Regions from separate parts of the Homo sapiens genome. Here region 2 is linked to region 1. A link is an interaction called in ENCODE POLR2A ChIA-PET data of the cell type or tissue named here. Cell type or tissue: MCF 10A. All regions are shown on one strand. Each heading gives the region's core, and the rest is flanking DNA. Links, peaks and the distances in the headings are about the cores only. Region 1 overlaps LOC105377877 (a long non-coding RNA gene). Region 2 overlaps LOC105377876 (a long non-coding RNA gene).

Evidence for each region. ChIA-PET counts read pairs that join two places held together with the same protein. Peaks named below come from ENCODE experiments on the same cell type or tissue, not always from the same donor. Only the 100,000 strongest peaks of a DNase experiment are listed, where the experiment ranks them.
Region 2: POLR2A ChIA-PET joins it to region 1 with 8 read pairs; 2 of 35 experiments call an interaction of 5 or more read pairs at or near these places.

Annotation. Positions count from the first base shown.
Region 1 is chr6:82,814,799-82,823,151 of GRCh38, reverse strand. LOC105377877 (a long non-coding RNA gene) reads left to right here. Exons shown (of 3, transcript XR_007059665.1): 3 at 3,602-3,742. Among named protein-coding and RNA genes, the nearest start is that of UBE3D, 250 kb to the left of the region's middle. In MCF 10A, for the core only: no CTCF peak of the experiment used is centred there; a DNase peak (open chromatin) is centred at 4,221.
Region 2 is chr6:82,657,012-82,665,364 of GRCh38, reverse strand. The region is part of intron 5 of LOC105377876 (a long non-coding RNA gene); the gene reads left to right. Among named protein-coding and RNA genes, the nearest start is that of TPBG, 300 kb to the right of the region's middle. In MCF 10A, for the core only: no CTCF peak of the experiment used is centred there; no DNase peak of the experiment used is centred there.

The DNA.
Region 1 (8,353 bases), core at 78-8,077:
CTCTCACACTTTACCATGACAAATGATGTTACAGGAGCTAATTAAAAATGACCAACTTTTAAAATAACTTTCATGTCTACAATTCTTTAGACCCTATGACTCAGGAATCACATTTCCCTTACATGGTGTTTGGTAAACTTCAATGTGTGTGCTGTAGTTGATATCCAGGATTAGCTTGTTTCTTTTAAATTGTCTAGGGATGTGTCCAAAAGAACATTTAAAAATGTGCCTTGTGATACATAAACAGTTTAAAGGTCAATGGAAATTTAAAAATCCAAACATCCAATAGAAAGTATAATGAAATAGCAAATCAGAATTAATTTTCTCTTATTTTTCATCCACATTTACTTTGGAACATAAACCTACTTTCTAGGTTAATAGATACTTACAAGCTAATATATGTTTGATGTTAACTGTTAAATGTATGATCATTTAAACTTTTTAAAAATCCTTTAAAAATTTTTTATAAACAAAGCTTTCTTTTTAGAAATCACATCCTTTTCAATAAAAATCATTTTTATTTCTTTTCTTTTTTTTTTTTTTCTTGAGACATGATCTTGGCTCACTGCAGCCTTGCCTTCCCAGGCTCAAGCCATCCTCCCACCTCAGCCTCCCAAGCAGTTGAGACTGCAGGCATGTCCCACCATGCCCAGCTAATTTTGTTTATTTTTTGTAGAGATGAGGTCTCTACTCACTGTGTTTCCTGGGCTGGTCTCCAACTTCTGGGCTCAAGCACTCTTCCTGCCTCAGCCTCCCAATATGCTGGGGCTACAGGTGTGAGCCACCATGCCTGGCCGATAAGCAGCATTTAATATATATAAATATATATAAATATAATATATGTAATTAATATATTAATAGAATATAACCTGTTCACAGAAGGCTGAATGATAATATAGCTCAGTTATGGCTACCATTTATTGAACATTTATGACACATTAGGCTCTTTCATATATCTCATTTAATTCTCATGTCAGCTCTACAGGTAAATAATATTATGTTTCTTTTACGGATAAGGAAACTGAGGCTCAGTGAGCTTAAGTAATTTTTCTGTGATCCACAGATAGAAAATGATAGAGTGATACAGAAACTTAAGTCTCACATTTGAAAAATCCAAAAAACCCTACCATTATACCACATAGGTTTTGAATAAGTTACAATGCAATTTCACATATATTTATCCCTTAAACTTGCTCTCACTATTTACGTTCTGAAATCTGAAATATGGTTCCTAGGCTCATGCTTTTGCTTTTCTCTATATTCAGTTAAGTATTGTAGAAAATTATGTAGAAGTATTTCTATTGAACATAATAGCCCTCCAATAAATACAGTCAGCCCTCCAGATCCACAGGTTCCTATCCAACTGCATGGATGCAACCAACTGCAGATTTTACAAATCTTTTACATATTTTTGAAATATTAAAAAAATCCACAAAGGTCCAAAAAGCGAGATTTGAATTTGCCATATGCCAAGCACTATGTTGATTCTATGTGAATGAAGTGATATATAGGCATTGTATTATGTATTAAATGTAATCTAGAGATGATTTAGAGTATATGGGAGGATGTACATAGGGTATATGCATATACTACCCCACTTTATCTAAGGGATGTGAGCATCCGTGGATTTTGGTATTTGAGGGGGGTCCTGGAACCAATTCCCCATGGATACCAAGGGACGACTGCATTTACAGACTGAATGCAGAATTGATCCTAGAACAATATCATTTTTGTCTCTTTAAAAGCACCCTAATAAACACTGATCTGTGGAGCGTTGCGTGTTGATAGAGACTGGACAGCTCTGGGTCTCAGATCTCTACAGCAGCATATAAAAAAATAAGGCATTCATTACTGATGCTGAAACAACTTCTCCTCCCTGTGGACTGCCTCTTAAGCCACAATAACATTTTACAAATACAATATTATTCAGCCAATCATTTCCCAAGATGCGTAGAAATCTGAATGCAGATCATATTTGTGTAAGTCTCAGCACAGTTTTATGTCTGAAAAGTGAATTCAGTGACAGTTATTACAAATGTCTCAGCCTCCTTTTGAAAGGCATCTCACTAAGGTCAAGAATTAAGAAACTAACTTTTTGTTCCTTTGGTCTCTGTCATGAAAACTTGAGGCTAAACATATTTGTACTATGCAAACATTCAAAGCAGCAGCTAGGTACTACATGTTTTAATGTAATTTTTATCTATGATATGCTGTGAAAATATTTCTAAGAAAACATCTAACTGCTGAAACTTCTCCATTATATCAATTATATTGAGACACTGAATAATAAGTACATTTTTACTCCTCATTGGAATTTCTTTCATTTTTTTCCTTAGTTTTCTCATTTTTCCTAAAAGAGATGTACTTGTCACACAAAGTAATTATTAAGCATTGTGAGATTTGTGCTTCAATTGGAGATAAAAAATAATATGAAAATGAGATGAAAATAAGATTAAAACGTTACCTCTTTCATCTCCATGGATTGGAATCAAAATGTCTGTTTACCTCAAGTACCCATCATATCATCTTTTCCTTTCTGCAAGACCACAGTGGTAGAGGATAAAGCTTGCTCTCCTGGCACCATGGAGCCCAGAAAATTGCTGTCTTTCTCTTGTTTGTATTTCTGTACTCTGCACTAGGTACTACCAGAGGTTGGCAGGAAGCATGTTAGAAATGAGACTAATGCTTTCTATTTCAAGTGGGTGCTGGAGGATATTAGAGGTAAAAGCTGCCCTTGAAGAGCCCACTTCATCTTGTAACGAGACTTTGCGGCCCGTCCTGCTGGAATCTGGGTTACTTTTGGAAACCCAGTTTATTACCTAGAGATGTGAGAAGTCTTGATTGACCTGTCCTCCCTCTATGGCTAATAGAACTGTCAGCTCTCCTGTCACTCGGCCATCTCCAGCCCTAGAATATAATAAAGACCTTGAAGGTAATACGGGAAGTGGAGCATCCCAAGGGTATAGCCTTCTCAAAAATAAGGCTGCTTGTTGAACCCAATACTCTACTTCAAAGGTTTGAATTCATAGCAAAGGGGAGTGAACTTGAAATAGCCTTGCTTTTTTAATCAGTATAATTTCCTTTTCCATTTCAGCATGTGCATATCACTTCAATCTATGAATGTCCCAAATGTAGCAATGAAAAGTTGAGCCTGGCAAGGTGAGAAAAGATAACTCAGAGGAGGCCATGATTTGTGTGTGTGTGTGTGTGTTGGGGATATGAATAGGTAATAGCAGTTAGTTGTAAGGGGTGCTTTGTCTGAAGGAAAGCTAAAACCCAGGTTTTAGTAAATAACTATTAAATTCTATTCCATTTATTGAACCAGGCAATATACATTGACCTCTTGATCTTAACTGGTATCATTCCCTCTGCTGAAGTTAGAGACAGAAGATGCCCTGACAGAGATGATTAATGTTCACAAAACATTCATGTTCTCTCCTTTACATTTACACCCAGTCTCCCTTGCAGGAATGTTTGAACCATGAGACTAAGTTCTCATCAATGGGAGCTGAGCAGAGATAATAAACCATTTCCAGAACTGACTGCTGAAAACATCTCAAGTGACTCTCCATGTCTCTCTTCCCTTGCCTTTTGACCTTAGAGGCCACAAGTTCCAGATGGCATTACTACAAGGGAGGAGCAACCTGGATTCCTGGATTTCTGCTCAGAAGAGGACTGCCCTGGAGAGCTACTCAGTTACACTTCAAATAAGCGAAAATAAACTTTTATTTTATTAAGCCAATGGGATTTCAGGGTTTGTTATCACACAGCATAGATTATCCCAGGAGTTCTCAAAATGTGATTCCCAGACAGCAGCATCAGCATCTCCTGGGAATTTGTTAGATATGCATATTTTTGAGCTCACCTGAAGTCTAGTAAATCAGAAACTGAGGGTGGGACACAGTGATCTGTGTTTTAGCAGGCCCTGCAAGTGATTCTGATACACTCTAAAGCTTTGAGAACCATAGGTCTAAACTACCTCATCAATATGGCAGAATCCTTGATCTCCAGGATCTCACAGTCTAATAGACAGAGGCCCTTGTATCCTAACCTCTTCTCAATTTTCCCAAGTCCTTCTTGCCTTTGCTGAAACCAGCCCATCTTCTGAGGACAGGACGTTTCTTATAGCTCTCTCAAAGCAGTGCTATTTATTCTTTTACTACTCGTGCCAAACCTGCGGTTGGTGATGAAACAAACTGTTGTTATCTTTGCTTCTTCCAACTTAGCACTCTCTTACTCTTCTATAAGAAAAAAATATTTTGAAACTCATGCCATTCAGCTCTATCATTCTTTTTATTTCCTGGTTTATGTCATCTGGCAGCCTCTGGGTGTCCATTTATTAATGACTTTGGCATGTGGATCACAGTCTTCACCTCCACCATGAGTATGGATCATTTCTATGCACACTTATACTTGTTTAAATCTCTCTTAGATAAAATAAATTCCTGAACCTCACATAACCCTCCTAAGTTTTTGTCCTATTTCTCCTCTCCCTATTCACAACCACATTTCTTGAGTTGTCTATAATCATTGTCTCCATTTTTTTTTACTCCTCTCAAATCCATTGCAATCTAACTTATGCCCTCAACAATCTACCAAAATACTGTTTGTGAACATCACCAATGTCTTCAATGTAGCTGAATTCAATGAATAATGTCAGAGCTCAATTACCTGATCTGACTCTGATAACCACACCCTTCTATTTGAGATAATTTCTTCTCTCAACTTTTCTTGTACACTTTTTTATTATTTTAAATTTTCTGACCAGTTCTTCTGCGTCCTTCATGCGTGCCCATCTTCCTCAAAGCATAGTCCTTGCTCCCCACCCCCCGTTTTTCCTTATGCTATATTCCTCCCCTAAGAAATCTCAGCCCAAACTATATTTCAATTACCATGGATGCCCAGATGACTGACAAAGGTATATTTTCATTTAAGACCTCCCATCTAAATTCAATCCCCTATGTCCAACTGTCCACTGACTTCTCTTGATATCTCAAGCATATCTTAAACTCAACATGTCCCACCCAGAACTTAGAATTTTGCCGTGCATCACTCAGTACTCTTTATCTCAGTAAAGGATATTCTCATCGGTCTATTTCTATTAGCCAGAAACCCATGAGTTGTTCTTGATGCTGACTTCTCCCTTACTCTTCATATCCAATATATCACCAACTCCTGTCAATGTGATCATACTGAATATCTCTCAAATGTTCCTGTTTTTAACCTTTCCACCAGCATCATTCTTGTCCAAGCTACTATCTACTTTTATCTGGACCACTACATTTGCCCCTCAAGTGACGTATCCACATCTATTCTATGTCATCTCATTCTTTTTTTCTAAAAATCTTCCAGTAGCATCACATTGTTCTCAGAATAAAGAATAAAATGTTTATTATCCATATGACACCTTTTATATATTAGTCCTTCTTTCCACTTACACCTCACTTCACACTCTTCCATTTGGTCTCTTTCTAATTTTTAGCTGCGTGACCTGTTGCAAGTTATTTAACTTCATTGATTTTCAGATATCTGTAAAATGGTGACATTAATGTCAATTTAATTGGGCTCGGTATCTGAAACAGAGCATATCATAAATGGTAGGAAGGGTTCTAGTGATTATTAAAGATTTACAGCAATTCTAATTCTGAGTTTAGATCTCTGATCAAATGGATTGTTCAATACAGATCACAAAATACTATGCTACAAGTCATCTGTCTTCAGTGTTTTAGCAGGACCATTTGTGATGATAAATATAACTCCTGAGGAATTCTGGGTGGATCCTCGAGATGTGTGATTCCTCCTAGTCCTGAAAATGCTGCACCAGACAAGTCACACACATCCTTAAGGATTCTTTGTTGTAAATTCTTTTTGCTGAATTAGCTGACAGAGTTGAAGATTTCTTAGCTCAGCAGTTCTTCTGGGTTTCAGTTTGGGCCTGCCATCAATGATTCATGAAGAACATATTAAAGTTTAGGTTTCGATCATAAAAAGGCAATGTGAATGCTTCACATAGGGGGTGTAATTAGATCAATTACATGAAGTCTCAAGGTAATTATAAAGGGAATATATATATATATTATATATATATAAAGGGAATATATATATAATATATATGTAAAGGGAATATATATATATTATATATATAAAGGGAATATATATAATATATATAAAGGGAATATATATAATATATATATAAAGGGAATATATATAATATATATATAAAGGGAATATATATATAATATATATATAAAGGGAATATATATCTATATAATATATATATAAAGGGAATATATATATATAATATATATAAAGGGAATATATATAATATATATATATAAAGGGAATATATATATATAATATATATATAAAGGGAATATATATATATAATATATATATTCTACTTTAAATTCTGGGGTACATGTGCAGAATGTGCAGGTTTGTTACATAGGTATACAAGTGCCATGGTGGTTTGCTGCACCCATCAACCTGTCATCTACATTAGGTATTTCTTCTAAAGCTATCCCTCTCCCAGCCCCCCACCCCTGACAGGCCCCAGTGTGTGATGCCCCTGCCTCCATATCCATGTGTTCTCATTGTTCAATTCCCACTTATGAGTGAGAACATGTGGTATTTGGTTTTCTGTTCTTGTGTTAGTTTGCTGAGAATGATGGTTTCCAGCTTCATCCATGTCCCTGCAAAGGACATGAATTCATCCTTTTTCATGGCTGCATAGTATTCCATGGTGTATGTGTGCCTCATTTTCTTTATCCAGTCTATCATTGTTGGGCATTTGGGTTGGTTCCAAGTCTTTGCTATTGTGAACAATGCCACAATAAACATATGTGTCCATGTGTCTTTATAGTAGAATGATTTATAATACTTTGGGTATATACCTAGCAATGGGATTGCTGGGTCAAATGGTATTTCTAGTTCTAGATCCTTGAGGAATCGCCACATTGTCTTCCACAATGGTTGAACTAATTTATGCTCCCACCAACAGTGTAAAAGCGTTCCTATTTCTCCACATCCTCTCCAGCATCTGTTGTTTCCTGACTTTTTAATGATCACTATTCTAACTGGCGTGAGATGTTATCTTGTTGTGATTTTGATTTGCATTTCTCTAATGACCAGTGATGATAAGCTTTTCTTTTCATATATTTGTTGGCTGCATAAATGTCTTCTTTTGAGAAGTGTCTATTCATATCCTTCACCCACCTTTCGATGGGGTTGTTTTTTTCTTGTAAATTTGTTTAAGTTCTTTCCAGATTCTTGGTATTAACCTTTTGTCAGATGGATAGATTGCAAAAATGTTCTCCCATTCTGTAGATTGCCTGTTCACTCTCATGATAGTTTCTTTTGCTGTGCAGAAGGTCTTTAGTTTAATTAGGTCCTATTTGTCAATATTGGCTTTCGTTGCCATTGCTTTTGGTATTATAGTCATGAAGTCTTTGCCCATGCCTATGTCCTGAATGGTATTGCCCAGGCTTTCTTCTAGGGTTTTTATGGTTTTAGGTCTTATGTTTAAATCTTTAATCCATCTTGCATTAATTTTTGTATAAGGTGTAAGGAAGGGATCCAGTTTCAGCTTTCTGCATATGGCTCACCAGTTTTCCCAACACCATTTATTAAATAGGGAATCCTTTCCCCATTTCTTGTTTTTGTCAGGTTTGTCAAAGATCAGATGGTTGTAGATGTGTGGTGTTATTTCTGAGGCCTCTGTTCTGTTTCATTGGTCTGTATATCTGTTTTGGTGCCAGTATCATGCTGTTTTGGTTACTGTAGCCTTGTAGTATAGTTTGAAGTCAGGTAGTGTGATGCCTCCAGCTTTGTTCTTTTTGCTTAGGATTGTCTTTGCTATGCGGGCTCTTTAATTTCATGTTGCTCAGATTGTTTCCAGCTTGAGAAAATGTCATCCCTGGATCTTTAGGTCCATTATTTATCTAACATCTATCCTATGTTAACCTTTTGGATGATACTTGTTTGGAAAAGCTAACTGAAGTATATTGTCTTAAAGGACCATTGAATATGGGATGCCAAATCAAGCCTATGTGTTTGTTCTTTAAAAGATTTTTCTTCCCTTTTATCCTCTAACAATATAAATGTAGGAAAGAATTAGAATAGACCTATTAAGTATCATCATGCAAAGTTAAGGAGAATTAATAAGCTGCACAATTCCAGCATGATGATTCTAGTCACCCTGGTGATGCGCATCTAACAGATTTTTCAGGGTCACATGTAATCTACCTGGGCACTTCCATGTGTGAGCAAAGATGCCATGAGGATTTTCATGACGTGGGCTGGCTCCTTCACTGACTTAGTATAATAACTGCTCTTTTTGCACTATATAAATTAT
Region 2 (8,353 bases), core at 304-8,303, 160 kb after region 1:
ATCTTACATGGGTCTGAAAAAACATGCATTTCTGTGCATGTATAGCGCACACTAGGCACTCACAAAATAAGAGATCTGTTATGATACACATATGTTTCCTAGCTTCATCTGGTTTTCCTCCTTCTCCTAATCTTCAAATTCTCTCTCTCTCTCTCTGTGTGTCACATCCAGAATAACAGAGAGGAGGTATTATTATGGCCAGGGCTAGTGGAAGTAAGAGAAACACATTCTAATTCCTTATGGCTCTGATCATAAATTCTGGAGCAATAGTTTTCAAATATGGCTGCACATTGGAATCATCTGAAGTGTTTCAAAAAATTCAGATGCATAATATGAACCATGCATAGGTAAAAACATTTATTCAAAATATAAAATAGAACAATAATATAATGTAACAAAATATACAAAGTTCATTAATATTGTTTCAGATTTCATATTGCAACTAATATGTAAGAAACTACCATTTGTAGAATTTCGATGTAATATCAAGAACACCCACAGCTAACTGAAAATACTCCTTTCTTTTCCAACTACATGTCATGTGGGCCAGTTTTTCTTCAAATGTTTCAACCCAACAATTTATTGCAACATATCGAGTGCAGAAATGGATATGAGAATCTAGTGTTCTGTTTTAAGCCAGAAATTAAAGAGATCTGACCGGGTGCAGTGGCTTATGCCTGTAATCCCAGCACTTTGGGAGGCTGAGGCAGGCAGATCACTTGAGGTCAGGAGTTAAGAGACCAGCCTGGCCAACATGGTGAAACTCCGTCTCTACTAAAAATACAAAAATTAGCTGGACATGGCGGTGCATGCTTGTAATCCCAGCTACTCGGGAGGCTGAGGCAGGAGAATCACTTGAACCCGGAGGCAGAGGTTGCAGTGAGCCCATATTGTGCCACTGCACTCTAGACTGGGCTACAGAGAGAGACATCATCTCAACCAAAAAAAAAAAGAAATTAAAAAGATTCAAAAATTGCTAAATAATATGTCTGTTCACATTTGAGGAGAAAATATGGATTTATTTTTATAAAATATGTTATTTATGCCAATATGAAATGAGTATATTGTTATTTTAGTAAATTAATAGATAAATTATTTTTCCATTTTAATTTCTTAAATTTTGATAGGTATGATTAATATAAATAAAACCCTTTGGGGTCTTCAGTAAGTTTTAAGAATGTAACGGCATTATGAGATTATGCTGATCCAACAATCTTCATTTGGGAGTATCAGGAAAAACTTCCTAGCATTTGATAGAGCTTTTGTGGCTTGGCTGGGGATTTGGCAATTGAAGATTAGGGTTGGGCATATAAGAGGATGTTCTAGACAGAGGGATCAGTATGAGCTGAGGCCCAGAGGTGTGAAAGTTTGGAGAGAATTTGGGAAACAATGAATAGTCAGTCCATTTCAATTCAACTATCTACAGAGCACCCTTTGGGTGGTAGGTGGATGCTGTGTGTAGTGCCAGAGAGTAAGACACTATCTCTACCCTCAAACTCACAGTTCGTATTGGTGGGAGAATTATATTTTGAGTGGAAAAGCAGTCAACAATACACGTGGCCTGACCTCAACATTATTTTCCCAGGTGCTTTCTTTTTTTAAAAAACAATTTGCTTAATTTCATAATTCCTCATTTATGAGACTATGCAACAACTTAGATTTAATTAACTATAATGACTTTAGACTTTATTGTTTAGGCAACCTTTTTAGCAACAATGTCCATTTTTCTTTGTGGGCACCTTTTTCTTTATGCAGCCAGTTTTACAAGAAGCAGGTGAAATTCTTCAGCTGATATATGAGCAAGTTATGTCCATTAAAATTAATGAGAGCTGACTATGTGCACTGAGGGAAGAATATACTTCAAAAAGTTAATTTACACAATGTTTCTTGTTACGTTTTCATTGTAGGATTTCTTTTTCAATTATGCTTAATGAATTGTATTGAATGCCCTGTCTCTAAGGTTAGTGACATTAAATATGCTTCTAGTTCTGTTTCATGTCTTAGGCTGTCCAAAGCAATCTTTTAGAAGTGGAATTAATCTTATCACCTATGATGTTTAGACAAATGTAATGGTTTTCAATATAGTTCAATACCAAAGTCTCCACAGAAAGAGAATTCGATTAAGAGACTAGTAAAGGAGACAGAACAGATTGCTTGTAAAACATGTGACTTTTGGAGATAATAAGTGACACTTTATTTATTAAAAGAGCATTTCTGGTTAGAAAAATAAACAAAACCATCACATAACTGTGGGGATCTTCAGGGGAGGAAATGGGCCTTTTCTCCCAGGGATGCTTTCACGGGTTGTGCACAGTTTGTCAATAAACCTTGGTTTCATTAAAGAGTGTTCATCCTCATACTAATGAACCAAATTTGCCGAGAAACCCCAGAACAGCAAAATGGCAAACCTAACCCACACATTTATGTTATTGTCTACTTATTGGCTTCTGGATACAAATTGATCCTCTGTTGGCCTGTCTGTCTCAGACCTTCTAATAGGCTCAGGAACTGCCTGGGGCTTTCACTTACAAGGAGCCAATGAATCTGGTCATCCTTGGTGGTTGTTATTCTTAATAATCTTTTCCCCCGTTCTTCCAAAGGGACACCTAATAAGTGCCTTAACGCTCTATCAACATCACTGACATTATTATTGCAGAAACTTTTTACTGTTTCCTGCTTCTGGTAGCTTTAATAGGATCTTGGAGAGCACAAAGGTAATATTTCTGCTTGTCAGAAGGATTCCTTGGATTGAGCTTCTGTAATTTGAGCATTTGCTTTTGAGGCAGCAGATATGGGAAAACTATGAGCTCTTGTGTTGAATCTTTAGCCTGGTGGTTCCACAGAGATGTGCTTTGCGAATGGTGCTATTTTATTATTTGTTTTCACTTTCAGCCAGCATGTATCCATCATTCTAGTTTCAAAAGGGATATTCATGCCTTCATTAACTTATCTGGTATATAAGGAAGCAATCGTTAACACATAGACACTTGCTTTAAGGAGCTTTTGGTTTAGTTATCAACTGAATGCATACACTTTATTTTCAATGAAAATTAAATTTAAAAGATTGACTCTGTACTCTGTGAGTGATATTTTGGTTGTGACACTCATAGTGGCATATTATAAGGAGAATCCTGATACAAAAGAGGCAAGCCAACATATGTCTCTTAAATAATGCTACTTTTTTTACTTGTTTGTTTTAATAAGCAATGTCCCTTTCTAGGAAGGTATTTTGCTTCAGAGGATCTGCTAGCTGAAGTGCCACTGTGCTCCTCTGAGCACAGAACATGGATGCCTTTGGTCCCTGGTAGGAGGAGTGATGGGCCACACTTACAGATCCCAGGCGCAGAGCAACATTTTGCATGCACCCCTATTCCTTTTCCTTTAATTTTAACTCATCTGCCCTATTCTCTAAGACCCCTCATAGAGATTAGAGGATATCTAAATGAAATATTTTAGTGCTTAATTTTATTTTTGTGCTATTCCTTTTCTTTCTTGGTCTTTTAAAAAGCACCCTTGACCTCCTATATATTTTTGGTACCAATGTTTCTGAGGATGTGCTCTTTTCAATCACTACAGGAATTATTTCACAGAGAATGGGTCCAAGCTACCTGTAGTGTGACTTTAACATTGCAAGGAACCAAACCAGGGCCCAAACTGGGTGCTGAGGCCTTGTGGGGGCTGAGGGGGTAGAAGCTTAATTTTAACTTAAAGATTCAAGATTTGAGCTGAAGTATTTTTTGGGGGAAAAAGCACATGTATCAATAGATTTGGGCACAATGATTGTTTGAATAATGGCAGACATGAAGGTAGAGAAAGGAAACTATATTTAAACTTACTGTAAGGTCTCAAAACAAAGTACTTGAATGCAGAGATGAGACACTAAAGGAAGTGGAAAATGTGTAAATGTCAACTGTAAGATATATTAAAACGTAAAAAGAGTCTTTAATGGAAAGAGATTGGGAAGCACTAGTATAAGCAACCTGCCTATTTATTTTTCTTAACAAATCTATTTAAAATACTGTTAAGTCAATAAATCTCAGGTTGATTGTACATAGAAAAGTCAGATGGAGAAAATCCCATGATGAGAGAAACAATTAATGATGTGATTTCTTTACAGTTCAACCAGCAATTTTTAAGAATTGCACTCTCTGGATTCAGTTCTGAACTGGTCAGTGCAGTGGATATTGTTTGGTTTGTCAGTCAGTAAAAATGTTGCATCAAAATTGGAAACTTTTCTCTTATTCTAGGAAACTACAGATATTTTGATTTAAAAAATACCACTTTAAACATTTATATTATTTAGATTTGGGCACCATTGTGATAGCAGAAATGAAGAACAGACAGATAAATTCAGAATATATAAAAATACTGTCTACGCAGCACCATTCCAGTTGCAACATCTATACAAAAGCCAGTCTGGTAGTTTTATTTTTATATTGCAATTAGAGCTTGAGGTAAAATTTAGAGCTACCAGTATGTTTCCTTACTCAGGTATTGGATGCTCAGAAATGGACTCCTACATGGGTCATAAATCAGAAAAATGATTTGTGATGCCTTTTACCAAGGCTTGCTTTCAGAATTTTGGGACCTCCTCAGCCATAGATTTTTTTTTTTTTTTTTGGGTGAATAAGTAGCTCCATTATGGCTGTGACAATTGTGTGGATTCTAGAGTCTGTGCTGTATCTCTTTTATCTGCTGCTTTTCACCACATTCTGAATTTCACCCTCTCATGTATTTGTGTTTTTGTTCCTCTCTAGCCCTGTTCTTAATATTCATCGTTGTCGTCATCATGATGATTATCTATCTGATATTCATATAAGAGAACAGCATGTTTGCATGTTCTAGTATTTTAGAAGTTTAATTAAAAACCAGGGACTTTTAAGCTCAGTTTGATCTGTTCTTTTAATCTTTTGGTCTTTGGCAATAAAATCCTCAAAATAAAAGCATTCTAGCTATTTTTAATTCATAGATTTTTACTTATTTGAATTGTAGATTTAAGATTTTTATCAAGTGTTTGTTACGTTTCTTTAAACTTTGAGATTTCCAAAGCTTCTCTGCAGACTAAAATAGAATCCACCTGCTTCCCTCTACCACTATCATGCATTATAAAGGGTGCTTTTATCCCCCTCTTAGATGGACACCTTTGAAAAATTCTAGTGAAAAAGTAGGATGTAAAATATGGTGATTTCCTTCACAGGCAGTCTTTATGGGACTGTATCTATTTTGTAAGGTAGAAAAAATTAGTTTTACAATCAGGGCCACCCCTCTCAGTGAAAAGGGGTTCAATCCAGCCTATGATCTAGCCCTGGTCCAGCATGGAGAAAGGAAAACTCCTTTTTCTACAGGGTCCATCCAAAGAGGTGACTTTTTCCTAATTCCTACAAACCACATGGCACATGCTAGAAGCAGCCATAGTAAGATACATTGAAGCAATTAAAAAATTTTTCTACAAAAGATAAAAATTGCCCCTCATTTATCTTTTTATACAAATCCAACAATGAAGTCATTGCCAAGTACGGCAACCATAACCCAAAGTCTCTTATGTTCCTGGGAGCATCAGAAATGTTTCCATTCTCCCAAATACACACATATGTATACACACACATAAACACATATATGGAGTGAATTCATTTTCAGTATGGCTGTTGCCCTATATTTAATGATATGCCAGAAGGTTGAAGGTACTAACATTTCTGCTATACATTCATATTGGGAAGAAATTAATTATATAAAATGTTATGTTGCTTTAAATATTCTTTGACTTTAGAAAATGATTTTTCTATAAAAAACTGCTAATGTTAGAATCATAACTAAATTTGTTTATCTGGAATCCAGAGTTATAGTCTTTTCAGTGTTAACTTGCATAATCTATTCTGTTTTGATGAGGAAGAGACAATGGCCAGTAAACAAGTTGACGACAGAGAATTCTAGAAATCAACTTTCAGACTGCCATAAACTAGATGACTATATTGATTCATCATGAAATTTATCTTCCAAACCTGAGCACTTTCGAGAGTGAAAGAGAGAACTATGCTTGGACTGTAGTGTTAACTGGGACGTTCCAGGTAAAGTGAAATATATGAAGACCCTGGTTATAAATCACAGAAAAATCTTAGTTAATAATTTAACATAGACTGTAAGATATAGTATTTCACTCTTTAAAAATGTCTTAAGCATGCACTAAATGTTTTATGGTGTGCTAGTTCTTTGTTAGTGTGTACAAACATGAATCTAATACACAGGTCTCAGCTTACAAATAGGAGATAAAAGATAGGCATGTGCAGCATGGTTTGGCTCTTTAAGATGCTGCTTCTGGCCCGGTAAGATGTATCAAGGCAGCCAGAAAAACTTATAATTCTCAGAACCAAGCGTTCAATGCTCTTTTGTCACTTCCTGGTTTTGCTCCCACCTTCCTCTTCCTCACTTCGTGATCTTATCCTCCCCAACCCAGGCTTAACAGGACCTGACCACTCTTTGCCTCTCTCCTCCAACGATTCTGGAAAAATGGCAGCTTACAACATGTTTTATGGATTTCTTTTTAGCCTTTTATAGCATGAGTTAATTTTATTTGCATATGTACACTGATTTGTTAGTGTGTGGGAGATTGTTTATTAGTCAATTTTCTCTTCGATGACTTATTTAAGATTTTCAGACCACAGCTGCAACTCATTTTGTGTTTTATTATGTATTATAATTTTATTTTAAAATTGTACCATGCATGTAGAATTCTCTCCTGTCTTAACTTATTTTTATGTCATCTCTCCTTGGCAAAAGTCATGATTCTTTTATTATAATCTGTCCAATAGAGAAGGAAAACAATAATAAACCAATTAAAAAGGAGGCAAGCTTTAAATTTCTCACTGACATAGTAATACTAGACCTACTGAATCTGTTCCTCGAATCTGTTACTGTGAGACTCCTACAATATTAGATATTCATTATTTATTTCTTAGCATACAGCATTTGGAAGACAATGATTGTAACTAAAGGAAAGAGAGCTAATTGCAGAAAGTCCAATATGAGATCCAGTGATGACTGGTTCTATATTGCCCCAAGAGAAGCAGCTATTTAGCCATTATCTCTTCGATCTGATCATTACAGACAGTCAAACTAGAAAATTAAAGCCTCAAATAAAGAGCTCTCAGAGAATCTCTGGAAGGATCATTTATAAACTTGATTCAATTCTAAGAGTTTGTAATTTCAAAAGTGAGAGTAGAAGTCATATTTAGGAAAATATGAAGCCTTCAACTTTAAAGATAATCAATTCTTCCCTGTTTATTGTATGCCTAGCAATGTAGAGTGCTGGAGTTTTAGCAGCAAATAAAATAGTTCACTTCCCTGCCTTTAAGGCTTTTCACTGTAGCAAAGAAGACATTGCACATGCATGTTTCCGAGGACACATACATGGATGCATAAGAGCTATGAAGATGAATCATAGGCTGATAGACATTCGAATTTGGAGGGAGCATTTTGACTATGCAATGCCAGTACCAAGTGAAATTGTTTCTAAGAGGTGAGAGTGTTTCAGCAGGTGGAGTTAATGTGGCTGGGAAGGCAGAGGTCATGGGCAAAGGAATGAGGGAAGGGCTTGGTAGACTATAGAAAATAGTATGGTGTCCCTCAGAAAATTAAAAATAGAGTTACTATATGATTTGGCAATTCTACTTTTTGGTATATACCCAAAAGAACTGAAAGGAGAGTTTCTAAGAAATATTTGTATTCCCATGTTCACAGCAGCATTATTCACAATAGCCCAACGGTGGAAGCAACCCAACTGTCCATTGATAGATAAATGGATAAACAAAATGTGGTGTATACACACAGTGAAATATTTTTTCAGCCTTAAAAAGGAAGGAAACCCTAACACATGCTACAACTTGGAGGAACCTTGAGGACATTAAGCTAAGCAAAATAAGCCAGTCAGAAAAAGGCAAATATTGTGTTTTTCATTGATATGAGGTACCTATAGAATGGTCAAATGCATAGAGACAGAACATAGAATGGTGGTTGACAGGCTGGAGTGAGGACAAAATGTGGGGTTGTTTAAAGGGTCTAGAGTTTCACAACATGAAAATAGTTTTGGAGATTGGTTGCACATACTTAACAATATTGAACTGTACACTTCTAGTGGTTAAGATGATAAATTTTATGTTATGCATATTTTATCACAATTTTAAAAGAGAGAGAGAAAGAGATATGCTAGAGTGTGTCCATAGATCTTGAGCAGTGGAGACAAAAAAAAGGGATCAAAGTTAGCTTTAAGATTTTAAGCTTATATGACTGACTGAGAGAAAAATGGCAACATTAGTGAGGGAGAAATTGGGTGGAGAAGGTTGGTGTGGGTGGTTGGGGT